2 separate regions of the Homo sapiens genome follow, and region 2 is linked to region 1. Evidence: chromatin loops called from intact Hi-C (ENCODE). Cell type or tissue: heart right ventricle. All regions are shown on one strand. Each heading gives the region's core, and the rest is flanking DNA. Links, peaks and the distances in the headings are about the cores only. Region 1 holds the start of LOC124904562 (a long non-coding RNA gene). Region 2 overlaps GPR137B (G protein-coupled receptor 137B).

Region 1 (8,352 bases), core at 108-8,107:
ACCATCCTGGCTAACATGGTGAAACCCCGTCTCTACTAAATATACAAAAAATTAGCTGGGCGTGGTGGTGGGCACCTGTAGTCCCAGCTACTCGGGAGGCTGAGGCAGGAGAATGGCGTGAACCTGGGGGGCGGAGCTTGCAGTGAGCCGAGATTGTGCCACTGCACTCCAGCCTGGGCGACACAGCGAGACTCTGTCTCAAAAAAAAAAAAAAAATCGTTAACACTGTTTATACTGATGGCAGGTAATCTACATATCAATTTATTTATAGCAAGTACTTCCTGCAATTAAGTATTTTTATTAAATACCTATTTACCATAAGAGTAATATATAGTCACACAAATTATTAATTTGAAAACCTATTAAATAAGCACTATTATTTATACTTTAATCAAAGAATAGGTAAATGGACAATTTAGAAATAAATGACTATGAGTGTTAAGCACTCAAATATAAATGGCAACCAAAGAGCAAATGTGAAAGGAGAGGTTCAATGGCTTGCTTTGATAAAAGTTTTACCAATTCTCTATATCATAGAGAGGACAGATACTTCATTAATTACCCCTTAGTATAACCTCACTCAGATTCCTTTAAAATTTCCTTACTGAAACCATATAAGCCAAGATAACATTCCATCTCCCAGTATTATTCTCAGTTTACCATACTATCGTAGAAGCTCACTCTAACTTACTCCACTATGGGCTGGATTTATAGCACAATTCTACCCGTGAATCTTTTTTAAAACTTTAGAAAGCAGAGCATTCTAGATACTTGAAGAGTTCCAAAGAACTACTATTTCCAACTATGCACACTTAATCCCCAAATTCTTTTCCACTGTGAAAAATATAACAATACCAAGGAAAAAGGTGAAGAGAAACTAAATGAATGATTTATGCCTACTCAGCACAATTCTTTGGGAATATTATCCCACAGATAAAAAATTTTGAGTCACTGCAATTACCTTCTGTTAAGAGAAGTGGTAGTTACTCTGGTGGAGAGTGTCCAGTCTTTCTACCATTCCAGGGGACTCTTGGAAAAAGGGCTGTGGAGAAGTCGAATTAGAGTCCTCCCCAGCATTAGAAAGCATCTTTACATGAGTTTGTTAAGACCTCTAGCAAATTCCAGTGTAAATATTTTTACAAAATGTTCACAGACCTATAACTAAGTGGCTTCAATTGAAGGTCCATGGCAGATGGTATATCATAATGGAAAGAATACAGGTTTTGGATTCGGATATGGGATCAAATCCTGCCTCAGCCTCTTGCTATTGTGTGATCTTGGGCAAGTTATTTAGTCTTTTTCAGACTCAGTTTTCTCAGATATGAAATAATACACACTTATGAAGGTAGCTGCAAAGACCAGAAATAATGTATTTAAGGCACTTAACATAGGGCCTGGAACACAGGCTCTCAATAAATGCCATTATGAATAATAAGGTCTACATAGCAAAATCCAGTACTGAAGCTATAATTCAGTTTATATTTTCATTGATTAAAATGTCTTATAAAAGGGTTAAAGTTAAAATAATTTAATTATAATAGTTTATTGTATTACCATCAAGTTCACAAAAGTGATCCCGTGAATCATCATATCTTGCCCAGTCAATGAAAGCTTCTTTGCTTTGATTACTATGGGAAGGAGGAATAAAAAAGAAAAATTATTAAATTTGGAGCTGAAACTTTTAATACTGTATTCTAGTGTAATTAAAATAGATAATCTGAGGTCAGTTAAAGATTAGATGATGTCACAATTCTGCTATTAGTGATTACATGAAGGGATGACAAAAAACAAGTTATAGGAAAATATATGTATTAATTTCCTTGAGTAATTTATATTTCTTAACTATACTGAATTATTAGGACTAGTCAATAATAATTATTTCAAGGAGAAATTAATTTGTAAATACATATAACATGTAGTTAAACACAAAACTCAAGCTAAACTTTTCAATTAACTTAGAAATTATAACGTTAAACGTATTTTTTCCGAAGTAATTAAATTTATTTTCAGAATTCTTTTAATTTAAATTGTGTCTATACTTACAAGATCTAAAATACCAATAACTGTATTTCTATAATCTCCCATCCAATGTGGTATTCACTGGTTACAACAATGCCACTTTTATCATGGTGTATCACTCGTTTCACAGCCTAGTTAACATTTAACAAAATCTATGATCAAGATTTCTAACTTGAAGAACTGATAAGTAACAACTACATTCCTTGAAATCAACTTTGATCTACATTAACTTGAACCTATATTCAGGCCTTCTCTGTATTGAATACTCATGATGGTAGTATCTATCAGAGAGGCATCATTTTGCTACCCTCTTTATTCATAACACAAAAGGAAAAAACAAGGTACAAAAAACTGTATAAATCAGGTATATAAAGGTAAAAATCAGGTAATTCCTAAATGTGGTACTGTCATAATCAAGAATTTGTTTTGTATTTGAGAAGCCACTACAAAGAAGTGTATAAGCTTGGCTGTACTACATCAACTTTATCAATACATTTTTCCAGTTCAACTTACTGTGGAATTTTTTTCCCTATGGGAGTATATAATAAAAATTAACAAAAATATTGTATCACAGTTGACCCAACTGAAATACGTGATGCCATAAACAATAATGCCTAATTACAGCTAAAATGACGTTAACTAAACTTGTGTTTAATAAGATAGATCTTATGTTGAAAGTAGTGAAGAACAAATCAATAGTGATACAAATTCCTATTTTCTTGTTAACAATATGACTTTCAGGAAATTTCTTCTTTGAGCATCCTCATTTGAAGAGGCTTTGCTGATTCTTTCACCTAACCCCTGCCTAAAACCACAGTAAAGCCATGCCTAAGCCCGAAAAAACATTGAATGTGCATCTAATGCTAATAAAGCTGGCTCAGTTTGATTTATAAATGAGTTAGAAGGGACCTTAGAGGTTATCTACTTCAGCTTTTCCAAATGTCAGTTTGAAGATGGATGCAACACTATTTGCATGAGAATTTCTTGGACTTAACTCAGCACTTCCTTTCAAGATAGTGTCCCAAGGTTAAAGTAGTAGTCTTCAAACTGGGAAATGAGGAGCATAAAAGATGGAATAGGGAATGAGAAACTTTCTGGGAGTGATAAATATATACATATATTTTTTGAGACAGGGTCTCACTGCACCCAGGCTGGAGTGCACTGACATCATAGTTCACTGTAGCCTTGACCTTCTGGGATCAAGTGATCCTTCTATCCTCAGCCTCCCAAGTAGCTCGAACTATAGACATACGCCAACACATCCAGCTAATTTATTTATTTATTTTTTTGTACAGACAGGGTCTTGCTATGTTGCCCAGGCTGGTCTCAAACTCCTGGGCTCAAGTGATCTGCTTGTCTTGGCCTCCCAAAGTGCTGGGAGTACAGGTGTGAGTCACCATGCCCAGTCAAAATATATATATATATATATATATATACACACACGTATATATATACGTATATATATACACACGTATATATATACGTATATATATACACACGTATATATATACGTATATATATACACACGTATATATATACGTATATATATACACACGTATATATATACGTATATATATACACACGTATATATATACGTATATATATACACGTATATATATATGTGTGTATGTATGTGTGTGTATATATATGTGTGTATGTATGTGTGTGTATATATATATATATATATATATATATTTTTTTTTTTTTTTTTTTTTTTGAGACACAGTTTTACTCTGTCACCCAGGCTGGAGTGTAGTGGCACGATCTTGGCTCACCGCAACCTCCACCTCCTGGGTTCAAGTGATTCTCCTGCCTCACCCTCCTGAGTAGCTGGGATTACAGGCGTCTGCCACCACGCCTGGCTAATTTTTTTATTTTTAGTAGTATTTAAGTAGTATTTTCACCATGTTGGCCAGGTTGGTCTTGAACTCCTGGCCTCACATGATCCCCCTGCCTCGGCCTCCCAAAGTGCTAGGATTACAGGCATGAGACACAACACCCAACCTATGGTATCTTAATTGTGATGATGTTATATGGGTGGACACATGTCAAAACATCAAACTGTATACTTTATATGCAGTGTATCATATTTCATTATACCTCAAAGTAAAGCTGTTTAAAAATCATAGTACCAATCACTGGAGAAGTTGTAGAACAGATAACTGATACACTACTAGTAGCAATATAATTTGGTAGCAATTTTAGAAAACAATTTGGCAGTACCTAATCTCATTTCTAGGTATATTCTCCATAAAAATATACATATGTATGTACCAAATTTTTTTTTTATTTTTTCACAGATAGTGTCTCACTTTGTCACTCAGGCTGGGGAGTACAGTGGCACAATCATAGCTCATTGCAGTCTCAAACTCATGAACTCAAAGTGATCCTCCTGCCTCAGCCACTCAAGTAACTGGGACTATAGGCTCATGCCACTGCACCTGGCTATTTTTTTTTTTAATTTTTTGTAGAGACAGGATCTCACTTGTTGGCCAGGCTGATTTTGAACTCCTGGCTTCAACCAATCCTCCTCCCTTGGCCTCCCAAAGTACTGGGATTACAGGCATGAGCCACCATGTCCAACTGTATCCACCAAAATATTTCTGAAATGGCCCCAAAGCATAAGCTATCAAGAGCAGAATGGAAACATGGCACATTCTTACTATAGAATACTATGTGCCAATAAAAAAGAATTAAACATTACTATGCCCAAAAACATGAATGAATCTCAGACACATGTTAACAAAAAGAAGCCAGATACAACAGAATATGTTCTATATCATTCTATTTATAAACAGTTAAAACTAATCTCTGTCAGTATCTCAAAATCACGGTTAACTTTGGAAGGTGATAATGACTAGGAAAGTACACATGGTAATCTGGACAGCAAGTATAATGCTCTGGATGGTGGCTATAGAGTTGGGTTCACTTTGTAAAGTTACATTGACCTTTACACTTAAGAATTTTCTATTCCACCATATGTGTATTATACTTAAATTTTTTAAGTTTAAAGAATAATTTCTGTTCAACAACAAAAAACTATATGCAAAATTAAAGGACAAATCCTAACAACACAGCCAACAAAGAATTATCACATTATATAAAGAATGCTTACAAATCAGTAATAATTTTAAAATCCAACCCAATGGAGAAAAAAATGACAAAGAATATAAACTGGCAATTTACCCCAAAATCTTCCAATGACTTAAGCCTAGTCCCTAGATCATTCCTCTATTTACACTCTCTCCTTGGTGATCTCATTTAGGTTTATGGCTGCTAAACACCATCTATTCATTGACTGACATCCAGACCTCTCCCCTATTTCAGATTTGTATATCCAACTGCCTACCTGAAATCTCCAAGTGGATGTCTCACAGGCAGCTCAAACTTAACAAATCCAAATTTGACTATAACTTTGTCTCAGACTTGCTCCTCCTCCAGCTGTCCACAGGTCAGTAAATGGCAACTCCATTTTTATAATTCCAAATCTTGTAGTCATCCAAAAGCTCATATCTTCTCAATACCACATATCCAATACTGCAGCAAATCCTGTTAGCTTTATCTTCAAAATACATCCAGAACCTGACCGCTTCTCATCATTTCCACTGCTATCACCCTGGTTTAAATCACCATAATGTCTTATTTGGATTACTACGATAATCACGTAATAAGGCTTCTGCAACATATCAGGCTCCCTCAACACATGCCCTTAACTCCTCTGTTCAAAACCTCCCTGTGAGTTTTATTCCACCCAGTCTAAGAGCAAACACTCATTATAATTGCTTTCAAGGCTCTACAAGATCTCTACCCACCCCACCTCCTGCCCCATCCCTAGCATCTTTTGACCTTGTCTTCTGCTACTTTGCCCTTGATGACTGTGCTGCAGTTACATTGGTCTTATTGTGTTTAAGTCTAGGCATGATCCTGCCATGGGGGTTTTCAACTAACATTTATATATACCTGGAATGCTCATCCCCCAGCCAACCATAGTAAGACTCATGCCTTCACCTTCTTCGGCAATTTGTTCAAATGTTGTATTATCTTCTCTGACCACCCAATTTAAAACAGTGCCACTCTCTCACTCCTAGCCCTCTTTGTTCTTCCCTGCCTGTCTTCCCTAGCATTCATCATCATTTTACTTACTTATTTCTCATATATTTTACTTGTTTATTGTGTTATTTCCTCTGACAAGGATCAAGTTGCACGAGGGCGGAAATTTTATCCATTACGCTACTGGATTCCTAGTACCCTAGAACAGTGCTTGGCACATTGTAGACATTCATTTGTTGAATGAATAAGAAACTCAAATGTCCAATAAATAAAAAATGCTCAAATCCACTAGTAATTACGAAGTATAAAATAAAAACAAGGTACTATTTCACACTCAACAAACATTATCAACTTTTGGTAAGGATGTAGAGAATGATACAAGCTGTCAGCACTGGAGTCAGTATATATTCACACCAAGTACTATGGAATGTCATCAGGCAATATCAAGAATGGGTATTAAAAAGACAATCCTAAGATTCAACAATTCTACTTCTAATGTGAAAAAAAATTTGGGAATGCTCAAGGTGGCATGTTTGTAAAAGTAAATAATTGGAAATAGCTAAACATCCATCAATAAGTGAATAGCTAAGTAAAATATGGGATATTTATATGATGAAAATCATTCATCAGTTAAAAGAATAAATCTGTGTTTCAACATGGACAGATCTAGAAAGCAAAATGTACAATGAAAAATGTAGCAGAATGTTAAATATAGGATATCATTTATACAAAGGAAAAATAAAACCATATACACAAAATAAAACTATCTTATTTATACATATAAATATATAAAAACAAAAACAGACTGGATATACACCAACTAATTCTTGATAGTAGTTACCTCTACTGGATTAGGGAATACAGCATAAGGGATTTTAAATTTATCTGTGATGTTTCTTGTTCCTTAAAACATATGGCAAAAAATGTTAATATTTATTTACTTGGAATGGAGGATTATTTATTTGAAATGGAGGATATGTATGTGGGTGTTTATTATCTTTTATTTTCCTATATTAAATTTTGTCTTCAATAAATAAAATTGCTAACTTATACTGAGTCATTAGCAATTATGGTACATAAATACAAATCTTTTTTTTTTTTTTTTTGAGACAGAGTCTCACTCTTGTCACCCAGGTTAGAGTGCAACGGTGTGATCTCAGCTCACTGCAACCTCCGCCTCCCAGGTTCAAGCAATTCTCCTGCCTCAGCCTCTCAGGTAGCTGGGATTATAGGCACCCGCCACCACACCCGGCTAATTTTTGTATTTTTAGTAGAGATGGGGTTTCACCATGTTGGCCAGGCTAGTCCTAAACTCCTGGCCTCAGGTGATCTGCCCACTTCAGCCTCCCAAAGTGCTGGGATTACAGGCATGAGCCACCATGCCCGGCTCATAAATACAAACCTAATCAAATGGGAATGTAAAGGAATTTCTGAAATATCTCATTCCCAACTACTGATTATGTCTAGTCATTTTATACTACACAATTTGAGGCCATTTATATATTGTTTATGCTGGTTTCTGTGTAGAACAAATAAGGAAAAGTTAACAGAAAAAAAATCTACGAAATTTAACAGGCTAATAACTTTTATCATTCAAAATGTAACATCCAGACTCAATCACTATTTAAAAAGATTTAGGAGTTCAAGCCCCTTCTTCCATAGTAATCAGGAAAAATTGATCCATAAACCCTGTTAGCTGAACAATCTTGTAAATTTCTACTTTTTAAAAGATTTACTATGGATGATACATTCTAGAAATTTAAGGATAAATCAGCCAAGAAGAGGCAAAGCTATTATGAAATTTAGGATAAAGAAAAACTTTTTCTTCCTTTTAAAAATATATTAGTTAAAACTTTAATGGGTTCGAAAATGTTTTACCAAAATCATAAAAAATTGATTCTTGATATCAATGAGAATATTTTCTTAATATTACCAAAATAAAACTTGCCTTAATGTGCTGTTAATTGCTCCCAGTTTATTAGCTTGCTCACAATCTTCTAATTCTTTGGTATTGTTTGCCATTTTCAAGTACTGCAAAGAAGTTCGTAAGTTTAGTAAAAATTATTACCTTATTCTTTATTTCAGTTTCTATTGGCAGAATAATCAATCTGTCAACAATGATATACACTAAATATACATACATTCCATTATAAAAATCCCTATCATATGTAAGAAATACAAATGAAAATGAGGCAGAAATTTCCACCAACTAAATATTATTTCCATCAACAACATATTAAAATTTAACAATTAGGCTGGGTGCAGTGGCTCACGTCTGTAATC
Region 2 (8,352 bases), core at 254-8,253, 61 kb before region 1:
ATACCTGGCTAATTTTTTGTATTTTTAGTAGAGATGGGGTTTCACCATGTTGGCCAGGCTGGTCTCGAACTCCTACCTCAGGTGATCCACCTGCCTCGGCCTCCCACAGTGCTAGGATTACAGGCGTAAGCCACTGTGCCAGCCAGTACTTAATTTTTTTAACATGCTTCCATATAAATGTAAGATGATATTATTAAAGGGTGACATTTGCAGATAGTAAGCAAATTGTATTCAGACTTTAGAAAATACATAGGACTATGAAGTTATGAGAATGTTTTTGTTTTTTTTGTCATCCTCAGGGAGTGAATTTTTTTTAATGGAGCACGTACACAGCATTTGAGAAAATCTAGACAAAAGTGACTGAGGATATTAAAGTTTTATAAAAGCTCATGGCACTAGTTGTTGCAATATGATACTCTTTTTAAAAATACATTCTATAAATGTATAAGTTACGAGTCATAAAGCAAATGAACAAAGGTAGTGAAATGTCATCTGCCATCCATGCTCACAAAAACTCAAAGCAACAATGAGAATGAACCACCATTCACTCATTTGACAAACAGCATTTTTTTTTTTTCCTCATCTTGGGCACTGTGCAAAGTGCCAGGGATACAAAACCGAACAGACTCATTCCCTGCCCTTTGGGAGCTTTATGGTCCACTAAGGAAAAGAGACACACAGATTAGCCATTAACAATAAAGAAATGTAACTTCTCTATTATACATTTATTAGATTGATTGGCAAATGTTCCTTAGCTTTTCTTGGAAAAGTATTGAATACCTAACCATCTATAAATCTTCTAACATCTCAATAGTGCTCAAACCCTGAGCTGGATTTAGACAGTGGAAGAAAGAATAAAATGATCATGATAAGCTAAACCTGTGAGGACAAGGTAAAATTGTGTTGTAATTAGAAAGGATTAAAACCACATCTCTGAACCCAAACCAACACCACAAACACAGGATGGCAGAAAGCTGGGCAAGGCACTGCTAAGGGCGTGCACTATTTTGAGGAAATCAAGTATATGAAAATCTAAACTTTAAACAATGATTAATTAGAGACAATCATAATACACAAAGGATTTGATTTTGTATTGTAGTAAAATACACATAATATTTGCTATTTTTTTTTTTTTTTTTTGAGACGGAGTCTCTCTCTGTCACCAGGCTGGAGTGCAGCCGCACAATCTTGGCTCACTGCAACCTCCGCCTCCCGGGTTCAAGCGATTCTTCTGCCTCAGCCTCCTGAGTAGCTGGGAATACAGGCAAGCGCCACCATGCCGGCTAATTTTTTTGTATTTTTAGTAGAGACGGGTTTCATCATATAGGCCAGGCTGGTCTTGAACTCCTGACCTCATGATCCGCCCACCTCGGCCTCCCAAAGTGCTGGGATTATAGGCGTCAGCCACCGTTGGCTGGCCCTATTTTAACCATTTTTAAGTGTACAGTTCACTGGTATTAAGTACACTCAGTGTTGTGCAGCCATCATCACCATCCATCTCTAGAATTTTTTCATCTTCCTAAACTGAAACTCTGTATCCATTAAATAACAAAGATTTGGGTTTAACAAAGTTACTTCAGTTTTTCTTCAAGTAAGAATGCATGGGTGCTCTGCCTATAAACTCTATATATGGAGGAGTGGCCATTCTTTCTTTACTTTCCTAATCTTGCTTTCACTTAAAAACAACAAAAAAAATTTATGGGTGGGTGCAGTGGCCTGTAATCCCAGCATTTTGGGAGGATCACTTGAGGCCAGAAGTTTGAGACCAGCCCTGGCAACATAGCAAGACCTCATCTCTACAAAAAATAAAAAATTAAAATTAAAAAATAACCCAGGCATGTTGGCACACACCTGTAGTCCTAGCTGCTTGGAGGGATCACTTGAGCCCAGGAGCTGAAGGCTGCAGTGAGGTGTGATCGCACCACTGCACTCCATCCTGGGTGACAGAGCAAGACCCTGTCTCAAACAAACAAACAAAAAATATATATATAAAATTTATAATTGCAGTGGATTTAAAATATGACAATCTTTAAAATTCTTCTATTTTTATGGGATATTTATGGTTATCTAGATGTGTGTTGCCACCAAAATAATCTAGGAGCAAGCAAAACAAATGACCACAGTTGTATGACTTACTTGTGCGGAATCAAAAAAGAACACATGATGGAGATGTGATATAGAGGAAGTAAGAGAGTGATCTTTCTGAAAGAAGCATGCGTAGTTTTGGTCACCATGCTTTAAGTATGATGTTATAGAGAAGGCAAAAGGGTTAAGTTTAGGTGTTTGGGCCTTTACGATTGCCCAAACCCAACCATGTGCTTTCCTCAGGAACCTTCTGTCTGTTCTGAAGAGAGAACACTGCTCCACCAAGCTCTCTGGCCATCTCACTGGGCCTCATACCAAACACCTTAGGCTCTGTGGATTGTTTTTCTAGACAAGCTAGCCTACAGTACGCTTTAAAGGGTAAACAACAGGATATGGTTTATGTGAAGAAACATTTGAAAGTTGACCTCTTTATCCTAGGGATGAGACTAAGGGATAATAGTTGTATGCTGCTCCCAAGAATTTAGGAGGAGGCAACATAACCTTCTCACTATTCAATTGTTGAAGAAAATCAGCTTAGATTTAAGTGAGAGTGTTAATTTGGACTTAAGAGTTTTGGGGGCATGAAATATTAAAACATCAGAGGTTAGAAGTTTCTGTCTTTGAATATTTTGAAGAAGAAGATAATCATTTATCTCATATGGTTTAAAAAATCCGTATCTGAGGTCTAGACCATTACTATTATCTGATTTCAATGTGCATATTTTAGGAGAATGTACTATACTATATTTTAATACTTTAAATAGAAGTATTAATATAGTATATTCGGTAGTACATTCTAAAATATAGGGGAATGAATTGTACTAGAGTATTAGAATTATTCTCTGTTCACATTAGAAAGAAACAATCAAATTTATTTCCTCTTCCCTTGGTCTGATGACTCTCCCTGTCTGTTTCTAACAGGCAGATTTGAAGAATCAGCTGGGAGATGCTGGATACGTATTATTTGGAGTGGTGTTATTTGTTTGGGAACTCTTACCTACCACCTTAGTCGTTTATTTCTTCCGAGTTAGAAATCCTACAAAGGACCTTGTAAGTAAACCATTTTACATTTGTAAGAAAATGTCTCCTAATTCTGATCATGGAACCTGCAATTAGAACTTTTTCTTCATTTTTCAGAAGAGAGCCTCTTCCTTTTGTGGTGGTATGAAAAGTTTCCTTGACTATTTTATTGAGACATTCATTTCCCTTATCTTTTGAGGGAAAATGGTTTTCAGCTTAGTTTTATTTTACAAAAGAAATGAAACTATTATAAGTTGCATCTTAAGGCCTGGGGAAAGTGATTAACTATTTCTTTTAATGCACCATTGCCTCATTAGTATTTGAGACTTGGACTTGCTGTGAACCAAGTATAGAAGCTTCTCTCATAGCAAAGGAAAATAGAGAATAGAGAAACAGAAATAGGAAATAGAGAACACTCATAGGAAATAGTATGCCGGATGGCGACTAGGGAATGGGAGGATAGGGCAATAAGAGACATCATTGTAAGGAATGCTAAACCTGCTCCCCTAGTTTGGTCACATTGCTGTTCAACCAACTTTATATGAATGTCTTTATGGGACAGGACAGAAAATGCAAAACCAAGTAGCGTGAGAAACCACCTGGGAGCCTTGTTCCGTAAATTATTCCAGCCACACAAACTAGTGGTAGCTTTTTGACTTACTGATCTATGAAACCCATAGAAAAGTACAGTGAGTGGATTTGGGGCAATGTGAGCAAAGAGCGGGTGGTGAAGAAGGCATAGATGAGTAATGTCCTCCAATAATTCACAGTTCTTATTTCATACCCAGATGACTGACCTGTTTTTTTATCTTGTTTTTGGAAGCCGCCAGGCTTCAAACCAAGCATTCTGGTTCCAGAGTCAATGGTGGTTTTTTTTGTTTGTTTGCTTTTTGGTTTTTTTTTCTTTTGAGATGAAGTCTTGCTCTGTCACCCAAGCTGGAGTGTAGTGGCGCGATCTCAGCTCACTGCAACCTCCGCCTCCCGGGTTTAAGCGATTCTCCTGCCTCAGCCTCCCAAGTAGCTGGGAATACAGATGCACGCCACCATGCCTGGGTAATTTTTGTATTTTTAGTAGAGACAGGGTTTTACTATGTTGGCCAGGCTGGTCTCGAACTCCTGACCTCAGGTGATCCGACCGCCTCAGCCTCCCAAAGTGCTGGGATTACAGGCGTGGGCCACCGCACCCGTCTGAGTTCATGGTTTTAATCCCTGTGCTACACTGTAGCTTTCTCTGGCATCATAAGGTTTTGAGAAGAAATTATATTCTTAATATAGATGACCTAATAGTCCTATCTATAACTTCTGTAATTACATGGGAAAAAAGTCTAATACTCTTGGGGGGAAATCTATAACTCAAACCCTTCAACTTTAAAGGAATACACTGCAGGTGGGGCATTTCTTAAAAATGTCATCTAACATTTGTATCCATAATTCATTTGGTACAAACAGGTCTCTAAACTTGGCATGATTAGAGCCAGACTTCAGAGTCTAGGTAACGAGATACTCAAAGTGCGGCTCTTTACCATCTGTATCCGAATCCCTCAGGGCGCTTGGTGTAAAGATTCTTAGGTCATGTTGGAGACCCAGACCAGAATCTCTGGGGTAGGTTCCGGGAATGTACATTTTTAATAAGCACTCCAAGTGATCTGAATGAACTGTAAAGTTTGAGAATCTCTGTCCTTATCCTTTTCTTTTTTGAGACAGGGTCTTGCTCTGTCACCCAGGCTGGAGTGCAGTGGCACGATCACAGCTCACCTCAGCCTTGACCTCCTGGGCTTAAGCGATTCTCTTGCCTTAGTCTTGCATGTAGCTGGGATTACTTGCATGAGCCGTGTTGCCCAGGCTGGTCTCAAACTCCTGGCTGTTTTTTGTCTTTTAAAAACAGCTTTATTGAGATGTAACTCACTTACATAATTCACCCATTTCATGTGTATAATTGAGTGGTTTGGGGGATATTCACATATGTGCAACCATCACCACAGCCAATTTTAGAACACTTTCATCATCTCAAAAGGAAACCCCATACTATCATCTGTCATTCCCCATTTCCTTTCTGTCCCTGCCCTACCCCCAGGCATAAGCCACTATAATCTCCTGTGTCTATAGATTTCCCTAGTCTCGACTTTCATATGAATGGAATCATATGGCATGTGGGTTTTTTGACTGGCTTCTTTCACTTAGCAGAATGTTTTTTCAAGATTCGTCTACGTTGTAACATATATTTGTACTTAATTCTTTTTTATTGCCAAATAAATATTTCATTGTATGGATAGACCACATTTTGCTTACCCATTCATCCATTGATGGACATCATTTTTTTTTATTATTATACTATATATTATATATAATATAATATATAATAATATAAATAATATATAATATATATTATATATTATATATAATAATATAAATAATATATAATATATATTATATATAATAATATAAATAATATATAATTATATATATTATATAATATATATTATTAAGTTCTGGGGTACATGTGCAGAATGTGTAGTTTTGTTACATGGGTATACATGAGCTGTGGTGGTTTGCTGCACCCATCAACCCATCACCTACATGAGGTATTTCTCCTAATGCTCTCCCTCCCCTACCTCCCCACCCCCCTACAGGCCCCAGTGTGTGATGTTCCCCTCCCTGTGTCCATGTGTTCTCATTGTTCAATTCCCACTTATGAGTGAGAACATGCGGTGTTTGGTTTTCTGTTCTTGTGTCAGCTTGCTGAGAATGATGGTTTCCAGCTTCATCCATGTCCCTGCAAAGGACATGAACTCATCCCTTTTTATGGCTGCATAGTATTCCATGGTATGTATGTGCCACATTTTCTTTATCCAGTCTATCATTGATGGACATTTGGGTTGGTTCCAAGTCTTTGCTCTTGTGAATAGTGCTGCAGTAAACATACGTGTGCATGTACATGTGCATGTGTCTTTATAGTGGAATGATTTATAATCCTTTGGGTATATACCCAGTAGTGGCATTGCTGGGTCAAATGGTATTTCTAGTTCTAGATCCTTGAGGAATTGCCACACTGTCTTCCACAATGGTTGAACTAATTTACACTACCACCAACAGTGTAAAAGCGTTCCTGTTTCTCCATGTCCTCTCCAGCATCTGTTGTTTCCTGACTTTTTAATGATCGCCATTCTAACTGCTGTGAGATGGTATCTCATTGTAGTTTTGATTTGCATTTCTCTGATGACCAGTGATGAGCATATTTTTCATGTTTATTGGCTGCACTTCTTTTGAGAAGTATCTGTTCATATCCTTTGCCCACTTTTTGATGGGGTTGTTTTTTTCCTGTAAATTTAAGTTCTTTGTAGATTCTGGATATTAGCCCTTTGTCAGATGGATAGATTGCAAAAATTTTCTCCCATTCTGTAGGTTGCCTGTTTACTCTGATGATAGTTTCTTTTGCTGTGCAGAAGCTCTTTAATTTAATTAGATCCCATTTGTCAATTTTGGCTTTTGTTGCCATTGCTTTTGGTGTTTTAGAATGAAGTCTTTGCCCATGCCTATGTCCTGAATGGTATTGCCTAGGTTTTCTTCTAGGATTTTTATGGTTTTAGGTCTTACGTTTAAGTCTTTAATCCATCTTGAGTTAACTTTTGTATAAGGTGTAAGGAAGGGGTCCAGTTTCAGTTTTCTGCATATGGCTACCCAGTTTTCCCAACACCATTTATTAAATAGGAAATCTTTCCCCATTGCTTGTTTGTGTCAGGTTTGTCAAAGATCAGATGGTTGTACATGTGTGGTATTATTTCTGAGGCTTCTGTTCTGTTCCATTGGTCTATATATCTGTTTTGGTACCAGTACCATGCTGTTTTGGTTACTGTAGCCTTGTAGCATAGTTTGAAATCAGGTAGCATGATGCCTCCAGCTTTGTTCTTTTTGCTTAGGATTGTCTCGGCTATGTGGGCCCTTCTTTGGTTCCATATGAAGTTTAAAGTAGTTTTTTCCAATTCTGTGAAGAAAGTCAGTGGTAGCTTGATGGGGATAGCATTGAATCTGTAAATTACTTTGGGCAGTATGGCCATTTTCACAATATTGATTCTTCCTATCCATGAGCATGGAATGTTTTTCCATTTGTTTGTGTCCTCTCTTATTTCCTTGAGCAGCAGTTTGTAGTTCTCCTTGGAGAGGTCCTTCATATCCCTTGTAAGTTGTATTCCTAGGTATTTTCTTCTTTTAGTAGCAGTTGTGAATGGGAGTTCACTCATGATTTGGCTCTCTGTTATTGGTGTATAGGAATGCTTGTGATTTTTGCACATTGATTTTGTATCCTGAGACTTTGCTGAAGTTGTTTATCAGCTTAAGGAGATTTTGGGCTGAGACAGTGGGGTTTTCTAAATATATGATCATGTCATCTGCAAAAAGAGACAATTGACTTCCTCTTTTCCTATTTCAATATGCTTTCTTTCTTTCTCTTGGCTGATTGCCCTGGCCAGAACTTCCAATACTATGTTGAATAGGAGTGGTGAGAGAGGGCATCCTTGCCTTGTGCGGGTTTTCAAAGGGAATGCTTCCTGTTTTTACCCATTCAGTATGGTATTGGCTGTGGGTTTGTCATAAATAGCTATTATTTTGAGATACATTCCATCGATACCTAGTTTATGGAGAGTTTTTACCATGAACGGGTGTTGAATTTTGTCGAAGGTCTTTTCTGCATCTATTGAGATCATCATGTAGTTTTTGTCATTGGTTCTGTTTATGTGATGGATTACGTTTATTGATTTGTGTATGTCGAACCAGCCTTCTATCCCAGATATGAAGCTGACTTGATCGTGGTGGATAAGCTTTTTAATGTGCTGCTGGATTCGGTTTGCCAGTACGTTATTGAGGATTTTCACATTGATGTTCATCAGAGATATTGGTCTGAAATTTTCTTTTTGTTGTTGTGTCTCTGCCAGGTTTTGGTATTAGGATGATGCTGGCCTCATAAAATGAGTCAGGGAGGATTCCCTCTTTTTCTGTTGTTTAGAGTAGTTTCAGAAGGAATGGTACCAGCTCCTCTTTGTACCTCTGGTAGAATTCGGCTGTGAATCTTTCTGGTCCTGGACTTTTTTCGGTTGGTAGGTTATTAATTACTGCCTCAATTTCAGAACTTGTTATTGGTCTATTCAGGGATTCTACTTCTCCTGGTTTAGACTTGGGAGGGTGTATGTGTCCAGGAATTTATCCATTTCCTCTAGATCTTCTAGTTTATTTGCATAGATGTGTTTATAGTAT

What was found. Hi-C counts contacts between places; a loop is a spot of excess contacts. Peaks named below come from ENCODE experiments on the same cell type or tissue, not always from the same donor. Only the 100,000 strongest peaks of a DNase experiment are listed, where the experiment ranks them.
Region 2: it touches region 1 in a loop (4-fold over the local background); 2 of 110 quality-filtered maps call a loop at or near these places.

Annotation. Positions count from the first base shown.
Region 1 is chr1:236,241,868-236,250,219 of GRCh38, forward strand. It overlaps ERO1B (endoplasmic reticulum oxidoreductase 1 beta), which reads right to left. Exons shown (of 16, transcript NM_019891.4): 5 at 8,018-8,100; 6 at 1,555-1,628. LOC124904562 (a long non-coding RNA gene) reads left to right here and starts at 3,969. Exons shown (of 2, transcript XR_007066962.1): 1 at 3,969-5,470. In heart right ventricle, for the core only: no CTCF peak of the experiment used is centred there; no DNase peak of the experiment used is centred there.
Region 2 is chr1:236,180,772-236,189,123 of GRCh38, forward strand. GPR137B (G protein-coupled receptor 137B) reads left to right here. Exons shown (of 7, transcript NM_003272.4): 5 at 3,007-3,135. Among named protein-coding and RNA genes, the nearest start is that of GPR137B, 42 kb to the left of the region's middle. In heart right ventricle, for the core only: no CTCF peak of the experiment used is centred there; no DNase peak of the experiment used is centred there.